Linked DNA regions of Homo sapiens: region 2 is linked to region 1. A link is an interaction called in ENCODE POLR2A ChIA-PET data of the cell type or tissue named here. Cell type or tissue: PC-3. All regions are shown on one strand. Links, peaks and the distances in the headings refer to the core of each region. The heading gives the core; the rest is flanking DNA.

What was found. Peaks named below come from ENCODE experiments on the same cell type or tissue, not always from the same donor. Only the 100,000 strongest peaks of a DNase experiment are listed, where the experiment ranks them.
Region 2: POLR2A ChIA-PET joins it to region 1 with 10 read pairs; 3 of 35 experiments call an interaction of 5 or more read pairs at or near these places.

What each region holds. Positions count from the first base shown.
Region 1 is chr1:221,723,065-221,728,456 of GRCh38, reverse strand. The region is part of intron 2 of DUSP10 (dual specificity phosphatase 10); the gene reads left to right. Among named protein-coding and RNA genes, the nearest start is that of DUSP10, 16 kb to the left of the region's middle. RefSeq lists an enhancer at 1,864-1,933. In PC-3, for the core only: no CTCF peak of the experiment used is centred there; a DNase peak (open chromatin) is centred at 2,536; H3K27ac peaks cover 1,130 bases.
Region 2 is chr1:221,922,678-221,928,069 of GRCh38, reverse strand. All of the region lies in intron 1 of LINC02257 (long intergenic non-protein coding RNA 2257), which reads left to right. Among named protein-coding and RNA genes, the nearest start is that of LINC02474, 41 kb to the left of the region's middle. In PC-3, for the core only: no CTCF peak of the experiment used is centred there; no DNase peak of the experiment used is centred there; H3K27ac peaks cover 675 bases.

The DNA.
Region 1 (5,392 bases), core at 262-5,261:
CAAGGACAGACCCTGGGAAAAATAATAATGAACACATTTGAAGGACAGCAGGATGGACTCCTTGGAATCCTGTGTTAGGGGCAGCATTCATAGAGGCAGAATCTGTCTTCTGACAGAGCACCCAGCTTCACACAGTGAAAGTATGTGACTGTCCTCTCAGATATCAACTATAAGATTTCGTCACAAAGTTCATTTTATGCTGCTAAAACAGAATACCTGAGATTGAGTAATTTACAAAGAACCATAGGTTATTTGGCTTATGGTTCTGGAAGCTGTGAAGTGCAAGAGCAGGGTGCCAACATCTGGCAAGGTCAGCCCATGGTGGAGGGTATCACATGATGAGCAAGTGTGTAAGACAGTGAGAAAATGGAGGCTAAGAGTTCATCCTTTTTATTAGGACCCACCCCTGTGATGATCCACTCCATGGAATGGCCATGCAATTATGGTCTTAATCCACTCTTGAGAGTGGAGCCCTCATGACCTAATCTCCTCTTAAAGGCCCCATCTTTTAATACTGCTACAGTGACAATTAAGTTTCCAATACATGAACTTTGGGGGACATATTCAAACCATAGCAGTAAGGTCACCCCAAACACTCAGGTCCTCCAGTGAGAGGGGAAGGGAGGGGGACATGGGTGATCAAGGCAGTAGAATTAGTGAATGGAGAACAAAATTTAAAAATCTGAGCATTTTTTATTCTGAAATATAAAAGTAATCAATTTTAAGAAAGCTTAAAATAAATTCAAGGAGATTAACTTCACTGATCATAAGTTCTCACATTTACATGGCAAGGTAAGTTTTCTGAACCACAACAACCCCAGGATGACTTTAGAAATGTTGAAAAACCACAGAATTATAGTCCATTGCACAGCAAGCATTCACTTACTCTATGTTGAATTAGAAAGGAAAGACATTTTTCAAAGAACATGGTGTTACAGAATTGTGAGAGATGTTATCAAGCATTTGATCTAACCATCCCATTTTACAGACATAGAAACTGATTACTTATCCAGGAGGATATAAATAGCTATTAGCAGTACTGGCATAGGATTCATGTTTCCTAACTCTCAGTTTAGGGTGTTTAGAAGCCCAACCAGTATATAATCCTTTGGATTAGTATCTGAGTTGTTGTTAAATAAGCAAATCTTGTGGGTTCAAGTATTCAGCCAGGTCATTCCATAATTTTTCTCATTACCTTTCTTAGGAGCGTATATAGTGACTAATTGAATGAGCCGGCTGATGCTCCCTTATATTTGTATTCAGTTTATATATTTTCTTGCGAAGGGAGTATAGTTTGGAGGTTAAGGGCACAGATTCTGGAACCAGGCTGCTGAGTTTGAATTCTGATTTTGCCAATTATTATAATTTTGGACAAATTCACTTTTCTGTGCCTCTGTTTGCTTGTCTATAAAATGGGGAGGGTAATGGCTCTTTTCTCATGGGCTCAATTGAGAATTAGATAACATATGTAGAAGTGCTTTGAACAATAACGAATGCATACTAGCTAACATTTATTGAAAATCAACCATAATTATAATATTGAATCTCTACAATAATAATTCATAATCTGCTTATATTCAACTGATATATGAGTGGTATAGTTCAGTAAAATGCTTTGATGTCACCACTAATGCAGTACAAGTAGGAGATACTTTTCTGATGCTTGGTAGATCTTTTTGTTTAAAAGTTTGGAAAAACCCAGTGTTTCTTTTGGGGTGGATAGATAACTACATAGGGTTTTTTTTTTTTTTTTTCCTGAAATAGTGCTGTGCTGAAAAATTATATGCTATTTCTATGTAAGGAAATCTTATAAAAGTCTTAGCAGAAACACTTTATGTATACTTATTGTTAAGATATTAAGAACATTTTAGAAAGAAAAACATAATATTACTAATCCCGCCCTGACTGGCCTAGTTTCATTTTTACATTTCTTTTTGTTCTCTACCCATATATGTGCATGTTTTTCAGGGTTTCTCACATAGTAACTGAAATTCATTTTCACTTTATATTGCATGTACTTTTGCTTCCTGTGTTGTGATCATAGATTTTCTTCTTTAATGCTGTAACCTGTCTTATTACCACATTTTACTTACTTGCCTATTAATATAAATTAAGATTGTTTCCAAGGTTTTGGTATGACAAGAGAAACCTCTTGAAGGAAACCCTTGTTTGGAATTTTCTCCACCTTCCCACCCAACTGCACTCCCCATTTAGAGAAATGGGTACTAGCTGCCATTTTGGGTGCTAGTTGCCAGTTTGAGTTTATTTTTCCCCCCAATTCTCTTTCACTTTTTAACTTCTGCTTTTCTTTCCTGAGTGTAAGATCCAAATACCTATCAAAGTTGTGAGTTTTTAGGGACATCTTTATCCTTGACCACAGGTCTTGATACTGATCCTGAATGTGTGTGTTTACCACATGTCCTGTAAGGCACATATTGCAGATCTTGGACCTCTTTGGTGGATAGAGTGAGGACATGAGGAAGCACCACTCAGCGCTATTAAAAATCAGAAGCTATTGTGGAAGTGAATGATCTGGCAAGGCTAACAACGGCTCCTTATTTCATAAATATGAGTCACTCCCAGTTTTACACTGTAGATAAAACACTCTGAAAGGGACAATAAAAGCAGCAAGAGGTAGATTTAGTGAGATGCTGAGTAGATGTGTTTGTGTCTCCCTTCCTCTCAACTTTTCTAAATCCTGAGGTTTTAGTGCAGTGCTGAAGTCTTCTAGGGGCTTAAGCAAACACAGGCAGCAAAAACACATCAGAATGGAAAGATAATTCCCATTAGTTCATTTTGCCAAATTGAGGTAAAGTGCCCTTTAAATAGGAGATAATTCTTTGACAGATAATTAGCTTGTCTTCCTTGATAAAATATGTGAATTGGTTGAGTATATTATAATTAATTTTGCATATTATGTAAAAATCTATTCATGTACACTTACTAGGTGAATCTCTTAATTCCTACCTTGAGGATGGCTAGAAAGCCCCATTTCTGCTCCAGTGAATAGAAAGAGCTGGAGGAATGCTGTGGTTATGGAGTCCAGGAAGCCCTCTCTTACAAAGATTGGGAGGAGCTGAATGTGGTATATCATTATTAAAAGACACAGAGACTTCATATTAATACATGCATTTATTAAAACAAACTTTGAGAACACTTTTAGGCCTGAGAATGAGATGCTACAAAGTTGCCTAAATAATTACCTTGAAATCAATCTCTTGCTAGTGACATTCTTCTGGCTTCCCAATGTGGAGCTTTTTCCAGGGAGTGGAGTGAGTGATTGGCTGGGTGCAGCTAGCTGTTGGCTGGGCGGTGGCTGTGGGAAGTAGCCTGAGAGGGCACAGAACAGTTGCTCAATGACTCAGTGAGTCAAAGCTCCTCTCTGCAGTTTTTCTTCCCCCTACTCCTTAAGCCATTCTGAGCTCCTTCAGGCATCCCCATGTATCTGCGCACTGCTTTTGGGGTGTCTTTTCTCATTCAAAGCTATTGTCGTGGCTACTTGATTTGGCTCATATTAAAACGTGCACTGGGAGATGTTGGAGTGCTGAAATAAAAGAGCATGCTGTAGTTAATCGATCAGAGAGCCTCTCTTCTCCAAGTTGAAGTGTTTCTTTTCCTGAAAATAGAGTGGCTATTTGATGTTCCATGGGAGCCGAATGACTTCCTGGTGTAGTGTGGCTTATAGCACCGTAGATTTTAGTCATTGGTCACTACCCCTCCATGTGCATGCACACACATTCACATGCAAACAAACACATATTTTAGTTAACATTTGTAGAATGGGAACAATTATGACACTGAGCATTAACTCATTTAATGGGGATAGCAATAGTATTAAATCTATCTGCAGCGTCCAATATAGTAGCCTTGCTGCAAGCCAAACGTGGCCATTGAGCACTTGAAATGGGGCCAGTCCAAACAGAGATGTGCTGTAGGTGTAAAATATATACCAGATTTCAAGACTTTATATAGAAAATAATGTAAAATATTTCATTAGTAATTGTTTTAATATTGACTCTTGAAATGATATTTGCACATGTTAAGAAAAATATATTAGCAATATTTTACCTGTTTGTTTTTACTTTCTTGAATGCAGCTACTAGAAAAAAAAAATGCTTGTTATTATAGTAGCCTGAATTCCATGTCTATCAAATGTTGCCGATCTCAATGTGGTAATAACAGTATTATTATCCCCACTTTTTAGATGAGGCAATTGAGGCTGAGAGAGGTTAGGTAAGTTGCCCAAGGTCTCACAGCACAATGCCAAATTCAGACCTGCCTGACTCCAGAGCCCACACCCTTCATCACTAAGAAACTGTTGTATAATAGAGAATTTGTCTGGCCGTTGTCCTCAGTTCCTGGGAAATAATTTCTAAACCCTTGGAACTCCCCGAGTGTTAGGAGTGTCTTTGTTATGCATGATGAGCCCCTTGGATCACACCTGTGTTTATGTTAATGCGATGACTCAGGATAAGAGTTTATCATCAGAAAGACATCCACATGATTAGAAGGTCAGGGCTTTGTATTAGTTCATCTTCTTCAGCAGAAGAGAGTGGGACTGAAGATTGAGTTCAATCACAAGGCCAATAATTTAATTATGCCTAAGTAATGGAACCCAATAAAAACTCTGGACACCAAAGCTCAGTTAAACTTCCTAGTGAACACATTGCTGTGTCAGCAGGGCAATGTGTCCTGATTGCACAAGGAGAGGGCCTAGAAGCTCCATATGCAGGACCCTCCCAGATATTGCCCTGTATGTGTCTTTATCTGGCTCTTCCTGATTTGTAGCTTTTATAATAAAAACTATCATCATAAAGATAGGGCTTGTGTTCTGTGAGTCATTCTAGTGAATTATCAAGCCTGAAGCATTGTAGAAGCCACAGAATTTATAACCAGTTGGCTAGAAGTGTGGGTGGCCTGGGAACCCCTGAACCTGTGGCTAGCATCTGGAAGTGAAGGCATTCTTATTTGAGACTGTGGCCTTAACTTGGGGAGTCTGCACTGACTCTGCTTAGTCAGTTTCAGAATTATATTGCAGTATTGCAAGAATAGACTGCCTTTTATTTGGATGTATGTATTAGGAGAACAGCAGCTGAGAGAGCTAAGTGCTGCAGCTTAACTTGCTTATCTCTGTAACACCATTTCCTTGGTGACAATGGCCATTTGCATTCTAGACTTGGAAAATGACTCAATCTTTGAGCAACTGCTTTTGACCACTAGGATCAGTTGGGAGGCAGGCAGGCCTCTGAGACCTTCATACTCAAAACCCTTCAGGCTGTAATCTCTGGGGCCTATTTCATCTCCCAGTTGGCATCATGTTAGCGGTGGTGACAAACATATGTGTTGGCCCCTCTTTGACACCAGGGATTCTTAAGTATTGGTTTTGGGATTG
Region 2 (5,392 bases), core at 280-5,279, 200 kb before region 1:
TTTAACACCCAGAGGTGGGGCTAGCCAGAACTCAGGTTCTTATCCCTGGGATGGATGATTCCTTTCTGGGTAGGGCTGGTCTAAATGCTCCCTCTTTGAGCACTGGCTAAATTTTGCCCTGTGTTGCTTTCTGCTGTGACAGGGAAGCATGAAGTTCCAAAGCAAAATTCCATAATCACTGCATTCTCTCTCCCCTAAGTGCACAGATTATCTCACTGCACTGTGCAGCGGCTGCTGGGGGATGGGAAAGGAGGGGTGTCAGCAATTCAAGACTTTCTTTCCTATATCTTTCAGTGCCTCTTTCAGGGTTATAAAGTTAAAACCATGTACTGTGATCACTCACCTGATTTTTGGTTCTTATGAAGGTGCTTCCTTGTGTGGATAGTTGTTCAATTTGGTGTTCCTGCAGTGGGGGATGATCACTGGAGGGTTCTATTTGCCCATCTTGCTCCACCTCCTCTATCGCATTCTCTTTTTTTATTGAGTGGCCCTTGGCTATATTCATAGTACCATTTGGCAAAAGGAGCCCCAGCACCTGGGAGACCAGAGGCCACTGCTCTTCTCTATCATCTGCATATGGCACTTGGCAGGGACCATTTTAGTGTTCACTGTCATAGCATCTGTACCTATAAAAGTCAAACAATCATGCTACATTGTATTAAAAAACCAACCAGTATGAAATCCCTGATTTTTCCAAACACATGTGTTATAGAAATCAAAGATGACATTAATATCTCTGTCAGAACAAGGTTTAGTTGTGCAGGCAAAGAAAGTGATCATCCTGGAGCAAGTGAATGCAAACCTGCTGCTGCTGCAGGCTCCTTGGGGATCTTTTCCATTTTTGCTTCTATGAATCTTTAGGATGGTTGAGAAGATTTGTAGTGGAAAGAAAAAGGCTTTCAGGATTTGCAGTTCCAGCACTGAAACTCTTTCCCCACATTTAGATGTCTTCGATATTTCTTTTGTCAGGTAGGGAGTGTGTGAGGCTGTGTGTATTGGTGTGTATATATGAATTGGTGTGTGAGTGTGTGTGATGTGACGATGTGCATGATTGGGTGTGTGTGTCTATGTCCTGTGTGTGTGTTTGTGGATTTAGTTAAACATTCATGCCTCGTAACAAAGTGTCTCTTCCTTCACCTTCCACTTACTTGCTTCAGGCATGATGGGTTATTTAACAGATTAAATGATTTTACTTTGATTCTTATAAATGTATTCGATTATGTTTCAGCCCCCATGGGTTCAGAGTCCTTTCTTCATTCTAGTCATTTGCACCATTCCTGCATTTTTGGCTCACTTTACTGGAAAGAGCAGAGATATAATCACGGTAGTCAAGTTTAACTGCAAATTCGTTTCCCCTTGAACTTTGAGAGGAAAAGAGAGATAAAGATCCCTGGAGAGTGAGGGTCGGATTTACTAATCTTCATCTGTACTCTGCCTGTATCATGGAGAGCATCCATCTTGGCAGTAATAATGCATGCTGTTGTACTTATTGTCTAAATGCTGATGGGCCCCAAGGAAACAAGAACTCTGTACCATTGACTGGGCCAAGTTTAGCTGATACACGGTGAATACTCAGTAAATGTTGGCTAAATGAATGGAGTGGAGTGGAAGAGAGAGGGCTCCTTTGAAACAGTTTTATATATAATGTAAAAAATAAGCTCAAGAACCATTGTTTCATTCAACAAAAATGAAGACATTAAAACTAAAATATGGTCATTGTTATTTTTTCTAAAACTCCATTTTCTTTATATATTCCAAACTTCTTTAACAAAGAAGCTATAAAATAGCTTTGTCATGATACCATCATCTCATAAAAATAAAAACATGATTGGGTTAAATGGCATTTTTTTTCTTTTTTTTCTTTCATGTTTTAAGCAAAACAAATGGCCTGGGCTCTGAAGGAGGGGGAGCTGCTCAGGGTCCACACTGTGTTGACAAAGCTTCCTTCCTGGGCTTTAGAAACAGGAAGAGATGTGCTCTGTGCTCCTTTGGGTGCTGGGACTGGATCTTATACCAGCTTACCTAACCATCAGCTCTCAGTGCTAGAGAAAGGACAGTCAATGAGATTTGAAATAGTAGCAACAAGCACTCTTTTTTTTTTTTTTTCGAGACAGGGTGACATCCTGTCACCCAGGATGGAATACAATGGCACAATCAGAGCTCACTGCTACCTCCAACTTCTGGGCTCAAGAGATTCTCCCACCTCAGCCTCCTGAGTAGCTAGACTACAGACATGTACCACCATGCCTGGATAATTTTTTAAACTTTTTGTAGAGATGAGGTCTCGCTATGTTGCTTAGATTGCTCTTGGACTCCTGAACTCAAGCAATCCTTCTGTCTCAGCCTCTCAAAATGCTGGGGTTACAGGAATGAGTCACTTGCCCAGCCAATAACAAGCACTCTTGAGTGGGGCAGATCTATTCGCCCCAACTCAATTCATTGAGTGATTAATTTGTTGAATTAGGTCTTTGAGAGGAAATGAGAGATAAAGATTATTATTATTCATTGACTTACTGATTATGTTGTTTCTATTAACTACTTTATAATTCACAGTAGTTTTTTTGTTTTATCATCATACAGTATATTTTAGGTTTTCCTGTTCTTTGGGCCTATGCCTGCTGAGAATAACAATTTCCTGTGCCTTTTGAATTTTGAGCTGGATTCTATCATGAGATATATGATTAGGTGTTTTACAAATGGTAGAGTGGGTTTATTTCTTCTGTTGCATTTTCAACATACCTAACTGCCCTTTTAAATTTCCCTTAATTCACATAACTGCTTTTTTGAATGAGAGAAGAAAGAATGAAGTCACAGAGAATTTGTGGGGAGTTGTGTTTGGTTTGGGCCACATGTAGGTGTCTGTTGCCCATGGTATGTGTTGTGGTTCTCTGCCCACCCCCACCATACCCATGTGTGCACACACACAAACACATATACTCATATCCATGTATGTCAGTCCCTTCTCTATTCACATGTAAGTCCCTTCCAAAAAGCACATGATTTTCTTTGTGAATCCTGGAAATCAAACAATCTCAGCTTCTGGTTGATTTTCATGTGACAACTTAAATTTTTTTAAAAAAAGAAAGCCCATATATCTGTTTATAAAACATGGAACATTCAAAAATGGCTCAGATGTTAAAATTAAAACAAAACATAAGTAAAATTGACCTTCAACTTGGCTAGACTGGAAAAAACATGAATAAAAAAGAAGTGGTAGCAAAGAGCTAACTGGACTGAGAATGGTGAGTGTATATTGGATTTGGTAGACAAGCCCTGAGATTCTTTATATACTACATTAATACCTCTGAATACTTGCATTCCCATTCTGAGGTTTTGAATGGATTTACCTTGTGCTGTAATTTAGATTTGAGGGGTACATGCCTAGAGCCTCACCATGTGCAAATGGCTAAGGTAGGCTAAGGTTGGAAATTGCTAAGCAAGTAGAAGTAGCAGCTTCTTCCTTCAGGGAGCCAGAAGCCAGTCACCTGCTTAAAGGGTGCAGTGGCTACTCTCATATTCAGAGTAAAAGGTAACGCTGGCTTAGGAAGGTGTGCATGATCCACAGCCTGCACCAATTCCTCGGTCTCTTCCTGTATGACACTCCCTTCTGCCTTGCATTCTCTGGCTGCCTGGCTTTTTCTCATCTCTCCAACAGGCCAGGTTCTTCCTACCTCATGACCTTACACTGGCTATTTCCCCCACTTGGAAAGCACTCACCCCAGATCTCTGCCAGGCTGCTCTTTCTTATCCTTCTGGCCTTAGGTTAACAGTCGCCTCTTCAAAACGAACTTCTTTGACCTCCAGCTCCTCACGAGCCCCTAACACTCTCTTTATTTTCATCATAGTACTCCTCCATGACATTAAAAATGGTTTTTAAGCTCAGTAACATCAGGGACCTCATCTCCCTGCTTAGCTGTATCCTTGCCACGTAGAAGAGTTCCTGACTCAGAGCAGCTCAATAAATGTTTCTTGCATGAATTATTGAAACCACACTTTATTCCTCAGAAGCACGGACATCTCATTTTTCTCAGCACTCTGTCAAAAGAGGCCATGTTATATGTTTTATTAATTTATTTTTCTTTTAATTTGGGTTATAGTGAGTTTGCCACATAAACGTTTTGAATTCTTATGTATTCAAATTTAGCCTTCATGGTTTCTTGTTTTGGTGGCATGATGAGAAAATATTTCCATTTCAGAATTATAAAAATATCCACTTAAATTTTCTTCTAGTGTTTTCCTGTGCTTGATTTATATTTAAATATTTAATCCATCTGAATTTATTTTAGAATAAGATACATGGTAAGAATCTAAATTACATTTTATTCAAACTGCTAGCCAGTTGACCCAACATGATTTATTGTATAATTTAGCATTTTCCTACTGATTTAAAATCACAACTTAACCATATGCTAAATTCTTCTATCTGTGTCTGTCTCATGGATCTGCCAGTCTTGTTCTGCCCCAGAACCAGATTTCAGTTATTGTAGCTTCATTATAGCCCAGCTTCTTACGTGATAGAATAAGTGTCTCTTCTTCTAATCTCCACCATTATTGTCTTTTTATATATTTTTCCTGAGATTAACTTTAGAATTATTTTATCAATTTAAAACAAAGTGTTAGTGAGATTTATTGGGATTGCCTTAATGGAATGTGTTATTATATATTATTATTTTTAGACTTGCTCATCTAAGAATTTGGCATGTTTCTTAATTGTTTGCAAACCTTTTGTGTGTTCATTACTTTATTTTTATTTTCTTCTTATATTTGATGATCTCTGGAGAATAAAACACCTTTAAAATTTTCCACTCAGTCCTAGTTCCATATGTTTTCCATGGTTTGCTTTAAAGTGTGTCTCTCTTTCTAACCTACCCATTTTCTTTTGGAGTCAGGTAAAGTGAGAGTCACAGATAATGTTCTGAAGGTGTTGAGAGACTTCCTGTTTGAAAAAAATTACAAGAGTCTTCCATGATTGTCAAGGTTGTGGAAAGCAAAGATGAGCTTGCCGTGACCCAGCCCTCAGGTCAACAATAATCCACAGAAGGTCAAGTGTTTATCATCTCCTCTCATTTTATTTAAAATTTTTTTTTTTTTTTTTTTTATAGAGACAGGGTCTTGCTATGTTGCCTAGGCTGATCTTAAACTCCTGGCATCAAGTGATCCACCTTGGCCTCCCAAAGCATTGGGATTACAAGCTTATGTTAATTTTCTTGAAGCAGGTGATTTCTTTGTCACTCTTGAGTTTGCTAACATAAGAAAAACATTCATTTTGAACTCACCTTTCAGGCCAGGGCACGGTGGCTCATGCCTGTAATCCCAACACTTTGGGAGGCAGAGGCAGGTGGATCACTTGAGGTCAGGAGTTCAAGATCAGCCTGGCCAACATTTCTCTACT